3 separate regions of the Homo sapiens genome follow, and regions 1 and 2 are each linked to region 3. The links are chromatin contacts, found by Hi-C in ENCODE. All regions are on one chromosome and are shown on one strand. Each heading gives the region's core, a stretch centred on a gene start or an enhancer-like site at or near the end of the contact. The rest is flanking DNA. Distances are from core to core; before and after follow the strand shown.

The links. A loop is a pair of places that touch in the nucleus more often than their neighbours do. Pooled maps may share reads with other maps.
Region 1: a loop to region 3 is called in a pooled map, with 4 times the contacts of the local background. The contact joins the enhancer-like site here to the promoter of SMARCAD1-DT in region 3. A Hi-C loop is called at or near these places in 3 of 50 pooled maps.
Region 2: a pooled map shows a loop between it and region 3 (6-fold over the local background). The contact joins the promoter of CCSER1 here to the promoter of SMARCAD1-DT in region 3. A Hi-C loop is called at or near these places in 4 of 50 pooled maps.

The regions. Positions count from the first base shown.
Region 1 is chr4:99,041,620-99,044,922 of GRCh38, reverse strand. METAP1 (methionyl aminopeptidase 1) reads right to left here. Exons shown (of 11, transcript NM_015143.3): 7 at 1,536-1,674. Among named protein-coding and RNA genes, the nearest start is that of ADH5, 46 kb to the left of the region's middle. Within about 2 kb of position 1,367, at least 4 of the 41 ENCODE cell types and tissues checked have a DNase peak (open chromatin) inside an H3K27ac peak, as active enhancers do.
Region 2 is chr4:90,125,895-90,128,998 of GRCh38, reverse strand. It overlaps CCSER1 (coiled-coil serine rich protein 1), which reads right to left and starts at 1,605. Exons shown (of 11, transcript NM_001145065.2): 1 at 1,168-1,605. RefSeq lists silencers at 488-737, 848-1,047.
Region 3 is chr4:94,205,922-94,208,889 of GRCh38, reverse strand. It overlaps SMARCAD1-DT (SMARCAD1 divergent transcript), which reads left to right and starts at 1,334. Exons shown (of 9, transcript NR_125922.1): 1 at 1,334-1,360. SMARCAD1 (SNF2 related chromatin remodeling ATPase with DExD box 1) reads right to left here and starts at 1,025. Exons shown (of 24, transcript NM_020159.5): 1 at 820-1,025; 2 at 306-544. The coding sequence starts at 495. RefSeq lists enhancers at 445-948, 1,047-1,406.

The sequences.
Region 1 (3,303 bases), core at 118-2,617, 4.8 Mb before region 3:
CTTGTGGCAAAAGAAAAATGTATGTGGGACACAATCATGCAAAATAAATTACCAGAGTTAGTAACATTAAATTGAAAACTTTGCTACATTGCTACAAAATACCATTTTCACTTATCTTTTACAAGTTCCTTACTCCTGCTAGGGAATAACAGAAAAATTTACACTGCTCTACACCTGTTTTTTTAAAACTCATTTGCTTTTCTCTTATTTGTGAATATTCATTCTTCTCTTTGTCCCCATGTTTAAGAATATAGATTACTATTATACTATATATTATATACTATTATACCATTATAATGTATCTAGAGAGCACATTGAGTATTTTTAAACCACATATTTCAATCAACCTGTAACATCACAATATAGATATTTTGGTTCTAGCACAACACATACATTCCTGAAAAACCTCACACATTCTACATATAATAAAAATAACAGGCTTTATATTTGAAAAACAGGGTTGGCCTCAAAACCTATGGAACTTTATGAACAGATACCCTAACTAAAGCAGTAGCAATTCTAATAAAAATAGTGTCATAGTTAAATTTCGGCTATCATTCACAGCTAGCATCACAATCAGTCAATTATCTGCAGCCTCTAACACTTGGGCTCATGCTTCCTCATTTGATAGGTAGTTCCTTTAAGATATCTTATTAACAAAGAGTCTAATTCCATCAATATTAAAATGCCATCTAAGCCAGGCACGGTGGCTCATGCCTGTAATCCCAAGACTTTGGGAGGCCAAGGTGGGCAGATGCTTGAGTCCAGGAGTTTGAGACCAGCCTGGGCAACATGGCAAAACCCCATCTCTACAAAAAATACAAAAACTGAGCTGGGCATGGTAGCAATGAGCCTGCAGTCTCATCTACTTCTGAGGTGGGAGGATCACCTGAGCCAGGGAAGTCAAGACTGCAGTGAGCCATGGTGGCGCCCCTGCACTCGAGCCTGGGTGACAGTGAGACCCTGTCTCCAAAAAATAAAATAATACACAAAACAAAAACAAATGCCATCTAGGAAAGCCTTCATTAATGTCTTTTAAACTACTTCCTCTACTCTCTATACTTGTAACTTCCCAAGGTAGCTTAACATAGGGGTCTTTAAAGCTACTTCCACTCAAGTAAGGCACTTCTGCAAGATTTTCAGCTTTCCTTTAGGTCTTCATATATTATGAAGGGTTTTCCTGTATCTATAACAAAGCCTGCCCTGGTCTCTTCAAAACCATTAGTGAACTTCTGGGGGAAAAAAACTAGACTCCACATTTCACTGACATCTTTGACCTATTTACCAATCACATATGAGATAAGCATTAAAGAAATACACTGCACCAAACACATCACACCGGAAGTATCTTAAAAGCAACATGCACAAAACCGTTAAGAGAGCTTCCTGTAGATTTAAGAGTTAGTGATACTGAATTTTAAAAAGGAAAAAGTTTAAGTACAGGAAGCAAGTCAAGAAAACACAAGTCACTGTCAGATTCCCCAAGCTTTGTTGTTTCTTTGCCCATGGTGATGAAAGTAACATATTTTTCTTACCATTAACAATGTCACCTTCTTGTAAGGGCCTTCTGTCTGGTATTCCATGGCAAATGACTTCATTCACTGAGGTACAACAAGACTTTGGGAAATTATAATAATTCAGGGGAGAAGGGTAGCAATTTCTTGCAATACATGCCTATAATACAGAAAAAATAATTTGGAATATATAAAAGAAAAAATCTGTATGAAATTACAGATTTTAAAATTTGAAAAATGTGAAAACAGTTGGACACATGCTACTATGAAGAACTCAGTATTTTATTTTAGTAACAGTACTGGATATTATCTTAAACAATATACAACAGGGTTTGTGCCAGTCAGGTACACATACACAAACCAGTTTACTGGTAACTGCACAAAGGAAAAGTAAAATGACATACAGGTTAAGTATTCCTAATCCAAAAATCTGAAATCCTCCAAAATCTGAAACTTTCTGAACACCGACAGGACACTCAAAGAAATGCCCATTGGAGCATTTAGAATTTCAAATTTGAAATTACAGACACTTAACCAGTTACGTATAATACAAATATTCCAAAATCCAAAAAAATTCAAAATTCAGAACACTTCTGGTCCAAAGCATTTCAGATAAGGGATACTCAACCTCTATAACAAATATATATATAAATATTACCACATATGAAGATTTTACTTTAGAATTAACTAGTCCTTATGAAAAATGTTAAAGTAAAAATAAAATATTTGAAGTAAATATTAACAAGCATTTTTGATGTAATTATAATTCTTATGTTGAAACAAGCCTATATCACTATGCCCCAAAAATGACTACTAGTATAATTAAGAAACGGTAAAGTACTTCCAGATATTTTAATAACCACATTCAGTGGAACAACAAAAGAACTCCTAACAGAAAAACATGGTCTGCTCTCCATAACAAGTCTTACTTTACTGGATGCTTTTACACAGTGGTAATCACAGTATACGTAATTTCTGTTTCCAACCTGCTCTAGTCTTCAGGCTAATATTTTTTAATGGTTGCACAATATACCATTTGCAGAATATGCAGAATATACCATGATTTTACTAGCAATTCCATTCTTACTGAAAATCTAAATTAATATGAAGTTTCCTCAATTACAAAAAAAAAAAAAATCTTACAACCAATAACTACATTTGTGGCTTTTCCCTCATTTAGGAATATACTTCTCTACTTCTCATAGCATTACAAATAATAGTTCAGAGCATACAGAATTAGACTTTCTAGATTGAAAATGCCAATTCCATCACTTACAAGTTGTGTAACTTTTACCAATTTAATTAATTAACCTCTCTCTTCCTCAGTTTCCTTACCTATAAAACGGAGATTACAATAGTACCTACCCTCAAGAGGTTGTTGGTAAGATTAATGAGTTAATGTAAAAGAAGCACTTGAGTACCTGGCCCACAGAGCATACTCAAAATGCTATTATTGCATACGATACGTCTTATACTAACATATGAAACAATACCCAAAAGTCAGGATTAATAAGATTCTGAATAAAAAATTTATAAACATTTTCATAGCTCAAGATAGATTGTCAAATCCTTCCAAAAGGGTTCTTCCAATTTACAATACCATCACCAAGCAGAAGAGAGGACCAGTTTCATCATTTCCACACAAGCAATGCATATAAACATCTTTAAAATACAAATTTACTAGGTCTTTATAATTTGTATTTGTTTACTAGAACACGTGTGATCTGCTTTCCATATGTTATATTAACTACTTATCACTCTTTTTTTTAAAATTCATATAATGTGTACA
Region 2 (3,104 bases), core at 356-2,855, 4.1 Mb after region 3:
ATAAAAACATTAAAGGGCAAAGAATCTGTAACTTCTAAGAAGTATTTTTTTCTACCTGTAAAAATATGAGTTTTTTTTTTACTTCATTTCATATTCCATGTCCCACGAGAGGAAGGGGAAGCATAATTGCTTCTAATTCTGAGGCAGGGAGAGGAGAGAGAGAGAGAGAGAAAGAGAGCAGTTCAGGATACACTAAAAGGAAACCCCAAGAAATTTCACAACTCTTTGCCATAAATAGCCTTTCTTCTCACTCTGGATACCTCCTCCTTTACATCAGCAAGGCTCAGCCTCCACGCACGCAGAAGCACCATTCACAAATCCCTCCGTCACCCTTACCCCTTGCTGGCACCGTGTGTACGAGTCCCTGGGACACAAGCCAAAAGTCGAAGGGGCCAGGGGGCCACATGCGGTTTCAGCTTACGGCTGACTTTCTGCTCAGGTGAACCAACCCACTGGTTAGTCCAGAGCGCGCGCGCGCGCGCACACACACACACACACACACACGCACACAACCTGGGGCCCTTGACGCTCCACCACAAAGCAAGTGGTTCAATCTAAGTCGCTGCCGTTACTGCTGCCTCTGGGCAGGGTCTTGCTTCCAATCCAGGAAACTGGCGCCAGAGGACAAGCAGGCGGAGGCAAGAGGTGGTCCCGGCCCCGCACTGCGGTTCCTCCGGGAGCCCCTGGCTCCCCGCCCCCTCCTCCCCTTCCCCCTCTTCGCCGCCGTCCCCGCCTCAGCACCCGCAGCCCGGGGCGCCAGCGCTGACCGGTCGCCTCTACCTGCGGGACGCGAGTGGCGAGGAAGGGGAGCGACCCGAAGCCTGCGCCAACTCTCGCCGCCTTGGCCAGCGCTCCGCATCGCCCTGGAGCGGCCGCCGCGGCCGCAGGCAGCAAACCACGCAGCAGCGTGGAGGAAATGGCCACGCGGCGCACTGGGAGTCGCGGGCCGGTGGTGAGCGAGCCCGCCCGCCTCCTTCCCACCCCGCCCGCAAGGCCAGGTCTCTGCGCCGAGCACGCCGGGCCTGGGCGCGCGCTGCTCGCAGGCGGCCCCGACACGGCGCGGTCACCTGCCGAGCGGTCATCCCCGCGTCCGCCTGCGGCCGGCCCCGCAAAGCGGCGACGCGACGCGCGACCCGCTGAGCGCTGAGGCACCAGGGGCGTTACTACCTTGAGGGCTCCGTGCGCTTGTTAAGGCTCCTCCCGGGCACTCAGGGATTTATGTCTTCGGGGCACGGGGGTGTCCTTCCTGGTCCCCCTCCTCTGCCCTCCCTCCCCTTCTCGGCTGTTGGGCTCCTCTCCACTCCCAGTTGCACAGAGTCCAGCTGCGTTATTTAATAATCCTCCTGCTCCTCCTGCCTGCGCCAGCGGAGCTGCTCTGCCCGAGCCACCGCTTCCCAGTCAGTCATGTTGAGACAGAGAGAGAGAGAGAGGAGAGGCGGATTGGCAGTAGGTCGGCGACTATTTGTGGTGAGGGAGAGAAGAGCAGAGCAAGAGGAGGGCAGGGGAGGGACGTGGGGAGGCGCTTCCAAGTGTGTGAGTGCGCGGAGTGTGACTGTGTGGGGAGCGCGAGATCCACCTCCCCGGCAGGCCGCGCTCCGGGGCTGTGAGGAGGGCGGGCCCAAGCGCGGCCTTTATACAAGGAGGAGTGTGGTGGGCTGGGCGGGGCGGCTTGGAGGGCGGTGCCCGGCCCACTGCGTCCGCCGGATTCCACGCACGCATCCTCTGGCATCGACGCGCGCACACCCACTGCTGGCCCGCTGCTGAGTTTTCATTTTAGGGGAAGCAGTATCCCACCGTGCTGACCTGGCCTTTTCCCCCAGTCCATCCTAGTGCTTATGTGGAGTTCAAGTGCATAGGCAGGTCAAGACTAAAGAATAGGGGAAGTCTGAAGAGACGTGAAGTGACTGCGGGGATGCTGGAAATAAATGCACTGTATTTCTCCTCTCCAAGGTTCCGATGTTATCTTTTTTCTCTTCCTCCTGTAAGGGAAGGAATTACCAGATTCTTTCGCCGCTTTTCCTTCTCACCCACACAATTCACATCCTGACAAGTGTCTTCATTCCTCAGTAACAAGAAAAGAAACCTAGCTTCTTTCCTTTAAGCAGGTCACACCTCCCAGGAACCATTTGCAGCAATCAATTCTGTAAGATAATGCAAGCACTGCGACTGTGTCCGAGAGTGGAACTTGTGTTCCTACAAGGAAGGCCCTACACAATACAGGCATTACAAGAGAATCAGCTCAATTTGACATCATTTGACTGATGGTCCCCTGGAGAAAATTTGCCAGTTTAGAAATCGAAAAGACTTTTGATGCATGGTTCTGTTGCCTACATAATTTATTTTCCCCTGATCCTCTCTCCCCTTGCACTGCCTCATTTCCTTTCAGGTTTACACTAAGTACTGAACTCTTTCCCATCCATCCCCTTCTTTATCTCCACTCCAGTATATTTATGCCTTTAGCAGGCAATACAGCAAATGTAGTGCATTTAATTCTGTGTGTGTGTGTGTGTGTGTGTGCGCGCGCGCATCTGTTTTTAACCCATTCTGGTAGAATGTAGGACCATTTCTAGGTAGAAAATGCATCCCCAATATTAAGTTTGTACGCCTAACATCACCTCCCTTACCTTCTGCCCAGATTACAAGATGTTGTGATCAGGTGCACTGAGGTATTGAGAAAAACTTCCAGAAATCAAGTGATCTACAGTTTTTTCAAGGTGTGTTTGTGTGTGCGCGTGCGCGTGCGCACGCTCTGTGTAATCTAACTGGCTATGATCTAACTTCTGAAATGTGGTTATATTGGGAATAAAAGCAAGATGTATTTTTTAAATGAATCTGAGTGGTCAATGTATATTACAGCATGGGGACAACTCTGCTTTTGGGAGACAATTATAGGAAACATTTTTCATAAATTAGACAAAAGGAAGATAAGATTTAGGAGGCTACGGAGGAGGCGGCAAGGTTGACAATTCAGTTGTCCTATCTTCTTCCATGGCTTGTGACCATCGTACATCTTTAGGGTTTTGTCATATGCTGGCACCTTATATATTCTCCACATATTTTACCCTTTCACATTGATGTTCCTGTCTCGTAATTCTTCAATCTCT
Region 3 (2,968 bases), core at 85-2,584:
CTGAATCACTGACATCGCTCTTCCAATAGCAACCGTTCTGACCTATGGATGCCCTAAATTCTAATTTCAACTTCCACCATGGGGCCATATTCGAAGAACTCATATAAAAGTGAGGCGACAATGGATGGATGCTCAGTTGAGGGTACATGGTGCTTATGGCAGTCCCAAAGCTGTATTTAAAAGGGCACACCGCAGGACAATGCATCAATATATATGACATCAAGAATAAAAATGAGAATCCCTTCTGCCTTTCATCTTTTAAAAACTGTCCTTGATGTTACATCAATTTTAACATTGTAACTCACCTGTTTTTTCAGTTATATCTGAATCAGGAGTGTTTGCCCTGCTAACTTCCCCTTCAGCATTCTCCTCTTCAGCACTAAGAGAAATTGGTGAAGAAGGGCCAGGCTGGGAAGGTTGAGGGGTTGCTTCGGGCGCTTCCTCAATCTTATTCCTTTTCTCAAAGCGAAAACGGTCCAGGTTGAAAAGATTCATATTGGTAGAAAGCACCACCTTGCAGGGATGGGGGCTTTAAATGAACTATCTGCAGGGGAAAAATAAAGAGAGGAAAAAAGGCCATGAAAACAATATACGATACAATGCCACAGCAGTTTATTCCCAAGGCAATAAAGGGCCCGCAAACATGCCAGTGGCTCAGGACTGTTATGGCTGCGCTTCATTGTTAGGCCGCAACAATTAGAAGGTGGACGGGGGTATCTTTTAAAATTTTCCATTGCTTTTCACTCCCCTTCGTCCGCCTCCCCCGCCCGCCCCTCCTTACTGAAACCACGAGCTGACCCTCATGCAACCTCCTCTTACCCAAGCACGCGCAGGCACGTTCCCCAGTATAACCCCCTAGCGGGCCTCGCGCCCGCCCACAAAGAGAAGCTCCCTGTGCTACCGTGCCCCCTGCCTCGAGAAAGGACCTGCCAGGGCCCGCGCCTCGACACTGCGGGGACACAAAGGGGCCAAAGAAGGGGAGCGGCGGAGGCCGTGCTGGCGGGCATCCGCCCGGAAGTTGACGCGGCGCGATCCCAGCTGAGAGGAAGCTGATAGGATTAAGAACACACAGGAAGGTTCAGAGGTGGAGTGCATGCTAAGGCATCTTTTTAACGTTCAATCGCTCGCTTGTTCTTTCTTCCCTCAGTACTTACGATCTTGTAGCCTCAGTGCTATGTAACAAAGGTTGAAAATAAAAAAAAAATTTCCTAGCGTGGGGCGACGGTAGCCGTGCCGGGACCTTCCAAAACACCACGGAGAAACCTTAAGAGCGCGTAATGATGACGCAACACGCAGCCTAGGCTTTTTCTTCCCAAACAACGCGCGAGCCGACAATGTCGAGGCGCGCGCTGTTGTCATGGTAATTCGTACCCGTCTCCGCCGGCTTGTAAGGGCCAGATTGTTCTGTACCTTTGTCCTGTTAAATTATCTAGAGAGTTATTAAATAGAACAATAGTAAATAGCATAATGACAAAAAATAACAATATATAATACAATTAGTATATATTGTATGTATTATAATCTGTAGTGTTTCACCTATAATATAATGTAGATAGCATAATAGTAATAATACTGTGCTAAGCTTTTTCAGTGTATAATCCCAATCCTTACAAGAAGCCTATGTTTACAAAGCAAAGAAACTGAGACCTGCAAATGTATAGGTAATTAGTGACGGATAAGAACCCCGGGATGCTGAGCTTCAAAGCATTTAAAGTAATTCCTCACTTTCGGCTTGATTGTTCTTAGAATGGAATTTGATTAATTAATTAATTTTTTAAAAATATTTTAATTTTTAATGTTTGCGGGTACATAGTAGGTGTACATATTTATAGGGTACATGAGATATTTTGATACAGGCATGCAATGTGTAATAATCATATCAGGGTAAGTGGGGTATCCATAACAAGCATTTATCCTTTGTGTTTCAAACAATCCAGTTATTTTAGTCATTTAAAAATGTACAATAAGCTGGGAGTGGTGGCTCACGCCTGTAATCCCAGCACTTTGGGGGGCTGAGGCAGGTGAATCACAAGGTCAGGAGTTTGAGACCAGCCTAGCCAACATGGTGAAACTCCGTCTCTGCTAAATATACAAAAAATTAGCCGGGCGTAGTGGCGGGCGCCTGTAATCTCAGCTAATCGGGAGGCTGAGGCAGGAGAATAGCTTGAACCTGGGATGCGGAGGTTGCAGTTAGCCGAGATCACTCCACTGCACTCCACCCTGGGCAACAAAGCAAGACTCTTGTCTCAAAAAAAAAAGTACAATAAATTGTTGTTGACTGTAGTCATGCTATTGTGCTATCAAATACTAGATCTTATTCATTCAAACTGTATTTTCGTACCCATTAACCATGCTCACCGACCACCGGGGTCCTCCCCCGCCCCACACTACCCTTCCCAGCCTCTGGTAGCCATCGTTCTACCGTTTCTCATACGTTCAATTGTTTTAATTTTTTAGCTCCCACAAATATAATAAATGAGAACATACCAAGTTTTTTTTCTGTGCCTGCCTTATTTCCTTTAATATAATGACCTCCAGTTCCATCCATGTTGCAAATGACAGGATCTCATTTTTTTTAATGGCGAAATAATACTCCACTGTGTATATGCACCACATTTTTCTTATTCATTCACCTGTTAATGGACACTTAAGTTGCTTCCAAATCTTGGCTGTTGTGAATAGTGCTGCAACAAACATGAGAATGCAGATATCATTTCGATACACTGATTTCCTTTCTTTTGCATATAATTCACCTATCTTGATGGAAATGTTAGCTTAAGAATATATACTCCTGGCCGGGCGCAGTGGCTCACGCCTGTAATCCCAGCACTTTGGGAGGTGGAGGCGGGCGGATCATGAGGTCAGGAGATCGAGACCATCCTGGCCAACACGGTGAAACCCCGTCTCAACTAAAAATACAAAAAATTAGCCGGGCGTGGTGGCGGGCGCCTGTAGTCCTACCTACTCG